4 separate regions of the Homo sapiens genome follow, and regions 1, 2 and 3 are each linked to region 4. The links are chromatin contacts, found by Hi-C or POLR2A ChIA-PET in ENCODE. All regions are on one chromosome and are shown on one strand. Each heading gives the region's core, a stretch centred on a gene start or an enhancer-like site at or near the end of the contact. The rest is flanking DNA. Distances are from core to core; before and after follow the strand shown. Region 1 holds the start of FXR2 (FMR1 autosomal homolog 2). Region 2 holds the start of EIF5A (eukaryotic translation initiation factor 5A). Region 3 overlaps PIK3R6 (phosphoinositide-3-kinase regulatory subunit 6). Region 4 holds the start of PER1 (period circadian regulator 1).

Region 1 (3,386 bases), core at 476-2,975, 540 kb after region 4:
ATGGAGTCTCGCTCTGTCGCCCCAGCTGGAGTGCAGTGGCACGATCTCCGCTCACTGCAACCTCCGCCTCCTGGGTTCACGCCATTCTCCTGCCTCAGCCTCCCGAGTAGCTGGGACTACAGGCGCCCGCCACCACGCCCAGCTAATTTTTTTTTTTTTTTTTTTTTTTTGTATTTTTAGTTGAGATGGGGTTTCACCGTGTTAGCCAGGATGGTCTCGATCTCCTGACCTCGTGATCCGCCCGTCTCGGCCTCCCAAAGTGTTGGGATTATAGGCATGAGCCACCGCGCCCTGCCATTATTATTATTTTTAAAGAAGAAATTTCACTCATTGCCCAGGCTGGAGTGTGGTGGCATGATATCCACTCACTGCAACCTCCACCTTCCTAGGTTCAAGCGATTCTCCTGCCTCAGCCTCCTGAGTAGCTGGGACTCCTTCCGAGTAGCTGGAACTACCACGGCTAATTTTTTGTATTTTAGTAGAGACGAGGTTTCACCATGTTGGCCAGAATGGTCTCCATCTCCTGACCTCGTGATCCGCCCGCCCGTGATCTCGGCCTCCCAAAGTGCTGGGATTACAGGCCTGAGCCACCGCGCCCGTCCTAATTTTTGTATTTTTAGTAGAAACAGGGTTTCGCCCTGTTGAGGCTGGTGTCAAACTTTTGGGCTCAAGTGATCCACCGCCTGAGCCTCCTAAAGTGCTGGGATTACAGGAGTGAGCCACAGCGCCCGTCTGAAACTATTCTTAAAGCTTTCTTTCTATTCTTTCTTTCTTTTTTTTTTTTTTTTGAGACTGAGTCTTGCTCTGTCGCCCAGGCTGGAGTGCAATGGTGCGATCTTGGCTCACTGCAACTTCTGCCTCCCAGGTTCAAGGTAGTCTCCTGCCTCAGCCTCCCGAGTATCTGGGATTACAGGCGCGTGTCACCACGCCCGGCTAATTTTTGTATTTTATTAGATGCGGGGTGGGGGGGGGGGTGGGTTTCACCATTTTGGCCACGCTGGTCTCGAACCCCTGACCTCAGGTGATCCGAGGACCTCAGGTGATCCACCTGCCTCGGCCTCCCAGAGCGCTGGGATTACAGGCGTGAGCCACCGCGCCCGGCCAAAACTTTCATTGTATCACAATCTCTTCAAGGTAAGAGCCATGACTGTTAAATCTACTACAGTAGAGAGTTACAGATTCTTAAAATATCGGCGATGCATACGCGAAGAGGGTAAAGCTCAGCGCGTGCGCACCAAGCACCTTTTTCCTTGCGGCGACTCCTCTTCTTTTTTTTTTCTTTTTGGAGCGTGCGCACCAAGAAAGACAAAGGTGGGGAAAGTGACCAAGCAGTCGTTCAGGCGCATGCCCATCCCTAACTTGTCCAAGCCCGGTGGGGCCAGCGGCGGCGGAGTGGGTGTGGCCTGAGCGCTGTGTGACTGTGCGGACGCCGCCCAATCGGACTGAGCGAGCCCGGCCCCTCCCTCCCCCTGATTGGTTGGTTCTCAGTGTTGTGGGGCGGGGAAAGGAAGAGACGGGGTGGCTGGGCGGTGGAGCGGTGAAGAAAGAAGGCTAATCTTGTTCTGCGCAAGCGCTAGCAAGCGACCAGGAGGGGGAGTGAGAGAGTGAAAGGGAATGTGGAAGCCCCGATGCGCTAGCTGGCGCTAGCTGGGGCTCTAACCTTGACGCCTGCGCGGTGGCCCTCGGGGCCCCGCGCGCAGCGGGCGGGTGCCCGGTGCGCCTGCGCAGTAGGCGGCGGTGGCAGGGGGAGGTGGAGGCTGTGGAGCGGCAGCGGCAGCAGCGGGTCCCGGGACTGAGGCAGCAGCGGGGGCGGCGGCGGGCGGAAGCTGAGGTGACGAAGGCAGCGGCGGCGGCGGCCGTTTCCCTCACGGTGGCGGAGACCAAGGCGGCGGCGGCGGACGGGGAGCGGCCCGGCCCCGGCCCCCTGCTCGTTGGCTGTGGCAGGGCCGCCGTGGGGCCGGCCCGGCTCCCGCCCCCCGCGGCTCCCCCTCCGGCTCCTCCTCCGGGGAGACGCCGGGGGCCTGGCCCGGCCCGCACTCAGACTGCTGCTGCAGCCGCCGCCGGGGGAGTCGGAGGCGGTGGCGGCGCCATGGGCGGCCTGGCCTCTGGGGGGGATGTGGAGCCGGGACTGCCCGTCGAGGTGCGCGGCTCCAACGGGGCCTTCTACAAGGTGAGACGGCGCGCCGACTGGGGACGCCGGTCCTTAGCCCCCTCCCCTGGCCGGAGCAGGAACGCGTGGGGCGGGATCGAGCTTCTGGAGCTGAGTCCTGGCCCTTAGAATCTTGGACCCTTGCTCCAACCCGCAGCCTTCCCTGGGAGACCGCTTAGAGTGAACCCTGTTCCTCTTATTTTTGACCCCTCTAAGGCACCTGCACCTGCTTCTACCCCCATCTCCGGGAGAATGAACTTCAGGCCATTATTGTCCCTGGCTTGGCGCTCCCCGCTCCGCAGGAGAGACCCCTTTACCCAGCTTCTAATTGACTGTGTCCGTTGTCTGGTGGAAGACATACCTTAGACCTTAATCACATCTTCCCCACGATCCAAGCACATGGAGAATTGTCTTTCTTCCACACGGTCCCTTTGGGAAGGCCCTCTGTCCCGTAAAAGATCCTTTCATCTTCCTCAGAGAGGCCTCTGCCTACTGGCTCTGGAACACTCACCCCACTTTCATCTTATATTCCGGTTCCCAAGCCAAGGAGAAATGGTCAGATCCATTTACGACGTTTGGCATCTTTGACCTCAGGAACCCTGGGTTGGATCAGTCAAGTTGCTTCCCAGCCAGCCATAAGGTGGCATCTTTCGCAAGTCTCTCTCCCCACCACACCTTGATCTCAAGACCCACTGCTCTACCATTCTACTCAGGAATGGATTTGAGGTCTCACTTAGACCTCAGATACCTTCAGGTCATTCATATAGTTTCTTCGTCTTGAGGCATGTAAGCTTCATAGTCATAATCTCTAAAAGGATCTCTGAAAGGAAGCTTATGAGGTTCCCTTCTGTTTATCTTAAGATTTCCACTTCTTGAAGACTCTTGGCCAACTATCCCAGTTCGGGAATCTGACAACCTTTTTTGGAAGACGGGATCATCTTTCAAAGACCCTTCCTTATTTCACCTCCCCCTTTGCCCAGGATTTGGTTCCTTAGAACTCCTTATAATACCACCTTCCTTATCTGCTCTGAATCTATTTTCTAGGACATTTTTTTCCCATTTAGATTAAGCCAGAGAGAGCCCTTTCTTGCCTCCCAAGAGTTTTTCTTTGTGTGACTGTTGGTATTCTGAACCTCTTGGATTTGATGCCTGGAATTGTCCTAGAGACTCTCCTGATTTCTGTCTCATTCTTTGATTTCACCCTGGGGAGCTGGGGAAGAGATACCTTCCCATGGCA
Region 2 (3,300 bases), core at 705-3,204, 840 kb after region 4:
ATGGAGGTCAACAGGACCTCCAATCTATCCCATTTCTCTCCAGAAACATTTTCCCAACTCTTTATTCCATTACCCACCTAAAATAAAGTCAAAGTTCCTGAACTTAAAATACTGACTGGGCTCAAATATACTCAAGAACTGGTGTGTGTATGGGAGGGTGGAATAGCTGGTTTCTCCCCCATAAATCAAAGCTAAAGTGGTGGCTTGGGAAAGGAAGGCTCTAGGGAGCTGGAATGTCAAATCTCAGAGATGAGAAAAGGCCTACTTCCTGGGAGTGGGGAGGACTCAGGTGTTACTTGCCACTGAAACCAACCACCCCTCTTCCCCACATATAGCCAGGGCTATAATTAGGTGAGCAGCTATGATCCAGCAAAAGGGCAGGGCTAATTGGGGGGGGGGAGGGTGGAGACCGGAGGACAAGGCCCCACCCATCTGTTACACTGCCCCCCCCCATCCACACACAAACCAGTCACTGCTACAGGAAACCACAAGGCCTCTTTGGGGGATTCCCGCCTCGCCAACATGCACTTGCAACAAGCCAAGGGGGAGAAAGCAAAGTTGTTTCCGAAATGATCCCCCTGCCAAACACCTCGATCTTGGTTCCCAAAGAGAACCCAGGAACCCAGCCTCTCCTGGAAGGCCCTCCCACTTTTCCCAGGATGCATCTGTCCTGTCGGCTTTTCAGGCCGGGCCAGTACAGTCAGTAGAAAGTGGGAGAGGTGGGGGGTGGTGAATGACAATAAAATGAAAGCAAAAGGTTGGTAGTAGTGAGTAGTAGAAAATCATACTAGGCTAGTAGAGTTAAGGACTTCGAAACCGTGGAACTCCCAAACCAGTTACAACAGGAAGACAGTGACAAGGTGAAGAACGCCTATCACGGTGGGAAACTCATCTGCCTGAGGCTTTTAGGCGCTGTCCACCCAGGCCGACAGAAAAGTTGGGCTCCTGTCCAAACGCCCTGTTTCCCCATTTCTCCGGCCTCCCAGCTCGAAGGGGTGCCACTTACACCTGGCTGACCGCCACACTTCACAGGAGGGTTTTTCAGGAAAGCTCCTGGGGCCCTTGAGGTTGGGAAGCGCTAACATATGCCTGCAGCAGGCCCTCCGGGGTGATTAGGACCCGAGCCTCCGGCTTCCACTCCTCAAAATCTCAGGCCCCCTCGGAACCCCCGCGAGGACTAGCTCCCCGCGCTAGGGGCTGCCGGCTCCTGCCGACCATGTGGCCGTTCCGGGCTTCCGGTGGCCGGGACCTGGGGGGAGGGGTCCCCGCGCTGCCATGCGGCCCCGGTCCACGCTTGGCCATGCGGCCTGCGACCCCGAGGGCAGCCTCCCGTGGGGGGCACTTCCGGTGCCGCGGCCGCCCCCTCCTCAGAGACTGCGCCAGGCCGGAGCCACGCCGCCTCCCCTCCCCCCGGCCGTCCGCCAACCCCCCCCATCATGCCCTCTCACCGAATAGCCCCCTCCCCCACCTCACGTGGCCGCGCTGAGCCGGGTCCTCAACGGCCCAGGTACCCTTGCCCCGGTGGGCCGATCTGGCCCCTGGCCCTCGCCCCGGCGTGGCCGCCTGGCGGCCTCTCCCGCGTGGCTGCCTCGCGGCTCGCCGTCCCCCGCCCTGCGTCGCTCCAACGTCACCGGGCCAACCCCAACCGTCACCCCGCGCGCCAACCGGGGCGCGCGCCCGCGCCTCTCCTCACCTCGCGCCGCTCTCTGGCCGAACCCGTGCGGCGGCGGCCGCCGCTCCCCTCTGCCCCCTCCCCGACCCCCGCGCAGTTCCATCTTCTCCCGGGCCCAAGCCAAGGTACCGCGCACACGCGCCCTGCCCGCTCTCACCTCGCGCGAACGCACTGACTCGACCCCGTCCGCTCGCCGCGAGCCCAACCGCTGCCTCCGAGCCCGCTGCCGCCGCCGCCGCCGCCTCTACCGCCGCCGCCGCTGCTGCACACGGGTCTTAGTACGCAGGCGCCGACTCCCCACTGACCAACCAAGCAGCCCTATGACAGCCGCGCAAGCGTGCTATCTATCTCCTCCGCCCTCCACCCCCGCACTGCGCAAGCGCACACACCCTACCCATCTCCACCCTCCCTCCCACCGACCCGTCCAATGACGCGCATACGTGACCCCGCCCCTCACAAACCCTGAGCGTTTTCAACTAATCTGCAACGCGCAGGCGCACCCGGTTTTTTAATCTCTTCAACCTCATCTTCCCTCCCCTTGATAGACCGCTCGTCCTACCGGGCAGTCCTTGCGCCTGCGCAATAAGGAGCCCTGCACTCCACACCCTCTAAAGGAAACGCCTGGGTCTCAGAACGCATGCGTGTTCGGAATCCTAAACAACCCCTTCCACCTCAGACGCCGTCAGTACGCCAGGCGTTGAAAAGACCACGCCGCTAGATCACTTGTCTCGTCTAGAACGCATGCGTCTCAGGATACGCCCCACCTCGGCTTTAACTGGACTTAAACGACTCACACGTTTCAGAAAACTTGCTCTGTGGGGTGGGCGCCTTGTCTTGGAATCAGTCCCCCCAGTTCCACACATGCGCGGGAGATGTCTTTCCGCCCCACTCTTCTAGCGCGCTAGTGTGGTCGGGTTCCCACCCATCTCGGCTTCACTTCTCTAAATCGAATGCCTATGCTCTGCCATAGAGTTCACCCGAGAAGATAGAGCGGTCCTGCGGCGGACACCATCTTCTTTAAACCCTCAGTCCGTATTGGTCTCTATGGCATCCATAGAGGCCATTCGGCTCTGAGGTCCTCAGTAAAGAAACTTAGATGGTATTACTGTGTTTTCCCCAACTGTGCTCTGCGGTTCCCCAAAGTATTGTCTACGAGGTCCCTTAGAAAAAATTGTCTATAAAAATGAGTGGTGGGCCGGGCGCGGTGGCTGACACCTGTAATCTCAGCACTCTGGGAGGCCGAGGCGGGCGGATCACCTGAGGTCGGGAGTTCGAGACCAGCCTGACCAACATGGAGAAACCCCGTCTCTACTAAAAATACAAAATTAGCCGGGCGTGGCGGCGCATGCCTGTAATCCCAGCTACTCGGGAGGCTGGGACAGGAGAATCGCTTCTCCTGTGGAGGTTGCCGTGAGCCGAGATTGCGCCATTGCACTCCAGCCTGGGTAACAAGAGCGAAACTCAAGTCTCAAAAACATAAATAAATAATACATAAATAAAATAAAATAGTGGTAGGCCGGGAGCGGTGGCTCACGCCTGTAATCCCAGCACTTTGGGAGGCCGAGGCGGGCGGATCACAAGGTCAGGAGTTCAAGACCAGCCTGGCCAACGTAGTGAAACCCCCGTCT
Region 3 (3,633 bases), core at 463-2,962, 710 kb before region 4:
GATTCGGGATGAAACTGCTCCACCTCAGATCATCAGGTATTAGATTCTCTTAAGAAACGGGCAGCCTGGATCCCTTGCATGCGCAGTTCACAATAGGGTTCGAGCTTCTATGAGAATCTTATGCCCACACCGCCCCCCGCCCCAGGAGGCGGAGCTCAGGCGGTCCTGGTGGCTCACCAGCCACTCACCTGCTGCTGTGTCCCTAGTTCCTAACGGCCCACGGATCAGTGCCCATCCGCAGCCTGGGGTTTGGGGACCCTTGGGCCAGAGGATAGCTAAGAAGGAGTCTGGCTTTTCACTGCATAGCTATCTGTGCCTTTCAGATTTTTACCATACGCATGGTTTTTTATGTGAAAAGTGAATTTTAAAAATATACTAGACAGAGCAAAGTCTCTGAGAGTCTCTTACATGAGTCTGCGAAATGGTTAGTCTTCTTAAGCATTGTATTAGTCAGGCCACTCCAGAGGAACACAACAAATAGGATAGAGAGAGAGACTGGGAGGTGGGTGGGGAGTGGGTAGAGAACAAAAGGATGTATTAGCAGGGATTGGCTCCTGTGATTGTGGAGGCTGAGAAGTCTGTAATCCGTGGTCTGTAAACTAGAGGCCCAGGAAAGTCAGTGGTGTAATTCCAGTCTGAGTCCAAAGGCCTGAGAACCAGGGAAGATGACGGCGTCAGTCTCAGTCCAAGTCCGAAGGCTGGAGAACCAAGAGCGCTGATTTTGTCCAAGGGCAGGATGGATGTCCCAGCTGAAGCACAGAGAGCACATCTGCCCTTCCTCCTCCCTCTTCTCCTATTCAGGCCCTCAGCAGATCACGTGATGCCCACCCACATGGCTGAGGGCAGATCTTGACTCACTCCCTGCATTCAGATGCTCATCTTTCCTGGAAATAGCCTCATGGACACCTCCAGAAATAATGCTTCACCAGCCATCTGGGCCTCCCTTGGCCTGGTCAAGTTGACACATAAACCATCACAAGCATGCTGCGTGCATGGGGCGGTGAGACAGTTTCAGTGTGCTAATGGTGGGCCATAGGTGTGTGACGTCTGTTCCAGGGGTCTTGGGCAAGTACAGCCACCCTGCGGTCATTATGAGGTGACAGACTGGTAGACCACGCACCCCAGGGGGCAAGGACTATGTCTCATTCATTCATCTCTAACCTCTCAGGTCTTGTGCAATTTCTGCCCCATGGATTATGTTCTGAAGAGGCTCTTTGATTTACTCACCAACCTCAGCCACCCAAAACACTGCCAGGAACTCAGAAGACAGCCAGAGGGCCCTCTGAGCAAATAGAAGTTGCAAGTCCATGGATGGAAGTTTGATGCTCTTTTCATTGATCAGTTCTCAGGCTTTGTTTCTTCATTTTACATACAAGACAATTGCATGTGCTTATTCCGGCTTCCCAGCCTTCAGCAAACTGGCAGTTGGGTGGAGGAGCAGACACAGCCCAGGCAGGGCTGCAGCCAACACAGAAGGCACTTTGTTCAAATCAGAAAGAGGCACCCCTCTGAGTAGACAAATTACAGCAAGTTCCTCTTTGGATGGATGAATTGCAAAACCTCACCCTCCCTGCCTGAGTAAATTACAAAAAGGCCAGCAGAGCGGTGGGCTGGACTGCAGCCTCCACTCACCCACTAAGTGCAGAACACAGCTGGTGCTGCTGAAATGAGGAATCATACATGAGAAGTCAAACAGTAACAGCCACTCAATGTAGGATAGGGCTACCCTCGCCTACTGATAGCTCCTGCCATCGCCACCGTTTTATGGCACGGTGCATACAATGAGCTTCCATTGAGACTCATTGAGAAAACAGCCAGGCGCCTGGCTCACGCCTCTAATCCCAGCACTCTGGGAGGCCGAGGTGGGTGGATCACCTGAGGTCAGGAGTTCGAGACCAGCCTGGCTAACATGGCGAAACCCTGTCTCTACTAAAAATACAAAAATTAGCCAGGGGTGGCGGCGGGTGCCTGTAATTCCTAGCCTCAGGGAGGCTAAGGCAAGAGAATCGTTTGAACCCAGGAGGCGGAGGTTGCAGTGAGCCGAGATCGCGTCACTGCACTCCAGCCTGGGCGACAAGAGCAAAACTGTCTCAAAAAAAAAAAAAAAAAAAAAAAAAGATTAATTGAGAAAACATTCAGAGGCATGGTTTGGTGCTTGAAAGGGCAAGCTTTATTTCCTAAAAAATTCTTCTCATTCCTGAAACGAAGACACATTTGATGTTGATGCATTTTAAGAATGAGCTGCTTCTATTTCCATTTCCTGTCTACGTGCAAGCTCATCCCCTGGGGGCTCTTCCCCCACACTGGTGTGGTCAGCAGCCCCAAAGGACAGGAAATCGACCACAAAGGTCTCCTGTGGGAGGAGCAAGGAAGCAGCACCTGCACAAATATATAGAAACGCTGAATAAATGTTTGATGAGTGAATGCGTGAGTGAATGAAGGAATGAGCAAATGAATAGGGAGGCTTTCTGACAGTTACTGGTAAAGTTTCTTAGAATTTTACTTTCCCTTTTTTTTTTTTTTTTTTGAGACAGAGTTTCACTCTTGTTGCCCAGGCTGGTGTGCAGTGGCACGATTGCAGCTCACTGCAACCTCTGCCTCCCGGATTCAAGCGATTCTCCTGCCTCAGCCTCCCAAGTAGCTGGGATTACTGGCACCTGCCGCCACACCCAGCTAATTTTTTGTATTTTTAGTAGAGACGGGGTTTCACCATGTTAGCTAGGATGGTCTCGATCCCTGATCTTGTGATCCGCCTGCCTCAGCCTCCCAAAGGGGAATTTTACTTTCAATTAAAAATCAGCCCAGAAGCACTCTCCATTTGCCACAAAAATTCCTGGTATCTTACACTTCTCTTTTAGTCTTTATCTGTGAGATTTCTTTTCTTTCGAGGCTGCCCCGTGTTCATTATTAACCCAGGCCGCCCCAGACAGAAGTTTGTGTTCATTTTATTTCACAAAGACAGAGGGGGGTTCTGTGAGGTTTACAGAGGGGAAAGGAAGGCATGCGGACGTCAGGGGAAGTGGCCATGACCCCACGCCCCAGGTTGAGATCTGGGCTCTAGCCCTGGTTCTATCCTTCATGGCCACGTGGCTTTTGGCAATATTCTTCACTTTCATTCATTCATCAAATATTTATCTAAAATAGGTATTCATTGTCCACTGAGTGGCTGCTGCCCTAGATGCTGGACATGCTGCAGTGAAGGAGACACGCCCCATCCCAGTATTTGCCGAGTTCGCATTCTAATGACTAGCCAAGAAAACTAAGCCTGACAGGAAAAATTTCCATACTGATAAATGCTATGAATAAAATCAGAGTGTGCTAGAGTGTGACAGGGAGGGCTATTTTGGACAGGATGTTCAGGAAAGGCCTCTGAGGCAGTGACATTGACAACAAGACCTGAATGTCGAGGGGGAGCCAGCTGTGGGGAAAGCTGGGGGAAGGGTGCTCCAGGCAGGGGTGTGCAAAGGTTACGTTAAACCCACAGCACAACGTTCTTAAATTGACTGGCGGGCTCCCAGATGTTCATGTAATTACTATGTCCCTGAACATAATATATTAGCTCTCTTCTTTTGTGTGTGCCATCTGTTACACAGTAAAAAATAAGGTCAAATATACTTAAGATTAAGAAATCAG
Region 4 (3,180 bases), core at 529-3,028:
GCGGGAGATCAAGGACTGCCTGGGTTAGGGGAGATCACACCTAAATCCCTGAAGGGGGAGAAAAACCATGTTTCCAGGGAAGAGGTATCTGCAAACGAGATAAGGCCAAAGCCACAGTATGAGTTGGGGTGGAGAGGATCATTTTCAGGGAGAGGAGACTGAGAATCCAAGCTCCTGAATCTTTTTTTTTTTTTTTAATAGAGACGGGGTTTCTCCATGTTGGTCAGGCTGGTCTCGAACTCGCTACCTCAGGTGATCCGCCTGCCTGGGCCTCCCAAAGTGCTGGGATTACAGGCCACCGCGCCCGGCCTCCAGGCTCCTGAATCTTTTGTTTTCCTGTTTCGATTTTTCTGGGTTAATTTATAACACGATCTTGTCTCAGCTTTTCCACAGAGCCCTCCCCTTCACCCTTCCCTCATTGTTCAGGAAAGCTTAGGCCACGTGACAGTGAGGGGAGTGCCCCCACAATGATTATGTCAGCAGCTGCTTGGAGGCCTGTTCATCTACTACCCACGTTTCCAGGGAGCCCTGCGAGGAACTACTCATCACGGTCCTGGATGGAGGGGGCTGTGTAACTGCAGCTCTCCTGAGCCCAGACTAACATTTTATTGCCTGCAAATCGTGCCCCTGTTCTCTTTCTAGGACTACTCATCTCTTTTAGAGAATCAGAATTCCCAGCCCCCTTTCTCCTGTTGACACTCTTTTCCCACCTCCCCAACCTATCCTTGTTTAAAAAAAAAAAAATCATGTTTATCGATCACTTGCCATGTGTCAGGTCCTGTCCTGGGCTCTGGAGACTACAGTGAATGAGACAGATGACGTTCCGTCTGGGCCCCTGGAGTTTGGCTTTCTCTTTTCCAAGCAGTGGAAATATGAAGCCCTTGCCACCCCACATTTCTCTGTCTAGGGCCCCAGCTGGCCTCTTCTCTGGGCCATCCCCTTGGTCCCTCTGTAGTCCTGGCTTCCTGGCCCCCACTTTTGGGGCAGCTTTAACTGTGGGTGGCTGCGTCCTCTGGAGGAAAGTACTAGACACCACGTAGGCTGCCCGGAGACCTTGTCTCTGAGTGGCCATAGAAGCACCTGCCATTGTTTCCCTTCACAGCCACTATTGGCTCTGGTTGCCCCTTCCATTGTCCGCATCCTTCCTCCACCCACTCACCCACCGGTCACACGTGGACCCTTAACTGTCCTCTCCCAGGATTTGAAGTGTCAGAGGAAGTGCTTCGGTTAAAGGGCTTCATTATGTAGAACGAAGGTTGGGAGGGAACAAGGTTGGGAAAGGAACCCAGGAGAGGCCCAGGCAGGTTTCTGTCTCTCCCCTCCTCTCAAGGACCACCCATCTCATCCAGCGTGGCCTAACTTGCAGCGCCATTCCTTTTCCTCACCCTTGGAAAGGCGAAGATGCCAAGATGTTGTGTTCTGCAAGGCTAGTGCGTTCAGGAAGTAGACAAGTCTTGAGCACCTACCCCGGGCCGGGCTTTTTCCCTAAAGAGGCGCAGCGTATCTCCCTCTCTCCTCCCTTCCATTATTCAATGTGCAAGCGTCCTGCGCCCATTGGCTGGGCGGTGTCTGGGGCTCTTCAGCCCAGCACCAGCACCCAGGTCCACGTGCGCCCGTGTGTGTGACACAGCCCTGACCTTAGTGGAGACCACTAGCCAATCAGGCGCCGGGAAGAGATCCCCAGCCAATCGGGGGCGGGGCCTGCGGCTCCGTCGGCAAGAGGCCAATGAGGGGGCAGTGCCCGGCATTATGCAACCCGCCTCCCCGCCCGCCCGGTGGAGCTTCCACTCGGCTGCGGGCTGGAGCGGCGGCGGGCAGGCGTGCGGAGGACACTCCTGCGACCAGGTAGGCATCTCTGCGGCCATCCTGGGGCCGATCTCCGTCCCTGAGCCGGACCGCTGCCACTTCCAATCTGATGGGCTACTTTCGGCCCAGGCAGAGGGCACACTGTCGTCCTTACCGCTACCCACCCTCTCCCTGCCCCCAAGGACCGAAGTCCTCCTCGAAATCTTGCACCGGGAGTCTGCACTCCTGACCCACTCATCTTACCTCCAGCTTGTCCCCACCTCCCCGTCCCAGCTTTCCCGGCCCCACAGCCGACTCTCAGCGGGCATGCCCCGGTCTTCTTGCTCGTTACTCGAGGGGCCCCAGGTTTGCCCCGGTACCAGGACCCTATTAGGCTTTCAGCGCTCCCCGTGTCTCTGTTCTCCAGTCCCTGGCCCTGCGCCGCCTGTGATGTCAGCCCACTTCGGACTAGAACATCCCGTTCCCAGCGCTGGTTCCTGCTGTTGGCCACAACCTTCCCTTTTCCCCTGGCGCTCAGAAAATGCTCAGTAGTAGGGGTGTGGTTGGACGGGGAGTAGGGGAAGAAAGATCTGTTGGCTGTTGTGTGTCTTCTGCCCAAGGCTTGGGGTTGGTGGGGGGGTCTGGCCAGAAAAGTAGGGGACTGAAGAGAGAGGATCCTCGGGTCCTTGACGATGGCAGGTTGCCGGCTTCGGTCCTTGTGGTGGGGAAGCAGCGCAGGGGCTAAAGAAGGAAAGGTTGTGTTGTCTTGACCAGAATGACTGGGATCCAGGCGAGAGTCAGGTTGAGGGGCTTTTGCGCCGAGGGCAGTGGCCGTTGTGCTTCGTCCTGGGGAAGCCAGGACCAACCCTGGGATCCTAATAGGCCGTCCCACTTCTTACGGCCACCGAGCCATCCTGGGACTGGGGATATGTAAGGGATGCGTGACCCCCCCGGCCGCGCCCACCAGTGTGAGAGTGGGCCGTTCCCCCACTTCCGCCGGGAAATGGGGGAGGGGTCGCTCCTCCCGCCCTCCTGTGGTCCCTCCAGCAACCGCTGAGCTCAGCAGCTGACGTCGGTTTCCCTGGCGACCGTGGCGGCGGCGGAAGCGCGTGGTGGGGCCGCGCACGTCGGCGCGCATGTGCAGCGGGGGTGGCACCGCCCCCGGATAAAATTAGCCTGGAGGCCTAAATATAGGAGGCGACCAGCTCACCTCCTGCTCCGAGGCCTTGGAGGCCCAGGCAGAGTGGACACCTAATGGGAACTTGGGAATGGGAAGTGTCCAGGTTTTTGTCTACAGCCGTGGTTCTCATTGACTGCTCAGGCCATGGTGGCAGGGGATGTGAAGGAAGGCCCCGGAGAACCTTCTCCCGCTGGCAGTCCCCCTAAGGGTACAGG

What was found. A loop is a pair of places that touch in the nucleus more often than their neighbours do. ChIA-PET counts read pairs that join two places held with the same protein, here RNA polymerase II (POLR2A). Pooled maps may share reads with other maps.
Region 1: a pooled map shows a loop between it and region 4 (9-fold over the local background). The contact joins the promoter of FXR2 here to the promoter of PER1 in region 4. A Hi-C loop is called at or near these places in 2 of 37 single-sample maps with no recorded cell type and 11 of 50 pooled maps. POLR2A ChIA-PET finds 5 or more read pairs at or near these places in 3 of 52 experiments (GM12878, MCF 10A and activated CD4-positive, alpha-beta T cell).
Region 2: a loop to region 4 is called in a pooled map, with 6 times the contacts of the local background. The contact joins the promoter of EIF5A here to the promoter of PER1 in region 4. A Hi-C loop is called at or near these places in 2 of 37 single-sample maps with no recorded cell type and 12 of 50 pooled maps. POLR2A ChIA-PET finds 5 or more read pairs at or near these places in 2 of 52 experiments (activated B cell and activated naive CD4-positive, alpha-beta T cell).
Region 3: a loop to region 4 is called in a pooled map of heart left ventricle, with 6 times the contacts of the local background. The contact joins the enhancer-like site here to the promoter of PER1 in region 4. A Hi-C loop is called at or near these places in 1 of 37 single-sample maps with no recorded cell type and 3 of 50 pooled maps. POLR2A ChIA-PET finds 5 or more read pairs at or near these places in 3 of 52 experiments (B cell, GM12878 and K562).

What each region holds. Positions count from the first base shown.
Region 1 is chr17:7,613,236-7,616,621 of GRCh38, reverse strand. It overlaps FXR2 (FMR1 autosomal homolog 2), which reads left to right and starts at 1,725. Exons shown (of 17, transcript NM_004860.4): 1 at 1,725-2,170. The coding sequence starts at 2,090. It also overlaps a transcript of SHBG not described here. RefSeq lists silencers at 1,481-1,530, 1,641-2,170.
Region 2 is chr17:7,306,282-7,309,581 of GRCh38, reverse strand. It overlaps EIF5A (eukaryotic translation initiation factor 5A), which reads right to left and starts at 1,954. Exons shown (of 6, transcript NM_001970.5): 1 at 1,830-1,954. RefSeq lists enhancers at 498-787, 2,018-2,828, 2,658-2,957, 2,829-3,300 and silencers at 1,258-1,377, 1,468-1,637, 1,998-2,107.
Region 3 is chr17:8,856,795-8,860,427 of GRCh38, reverse strand. All of the region lies in intron 1 of PIK3R6 (phosphoinositide-3-kinase regulatory subunit 6), which reads left to right. Among named protein-coding and RNA genes, the nearest start is that of PIK3R6, 9.1 kb to the left of the region's middle. RefSeq lists an enhancer at 729-988. Within about 2 kb of position 1,712, at least 8 of the 41 ENCODE cell types and tissues checked have a DNase peak (open chromatin) inside an H3K27ac peak, as active enhancers do; they include B cell and GM12878, where a contact is called at or near this core.
Region 4 is chr17:8,151,002-8,154,181 of GRCh38, reverse strand. PER1 (period circadian regulator 1) reads left to right here and starts at 1,778. Exons shown (of 23, transcript NM_002616.3): 1 at 1,778-1,845. RefSeq lists enhancers at 1,537-1,831, 3,045-3,154 and a silencer at 2,785-2,884.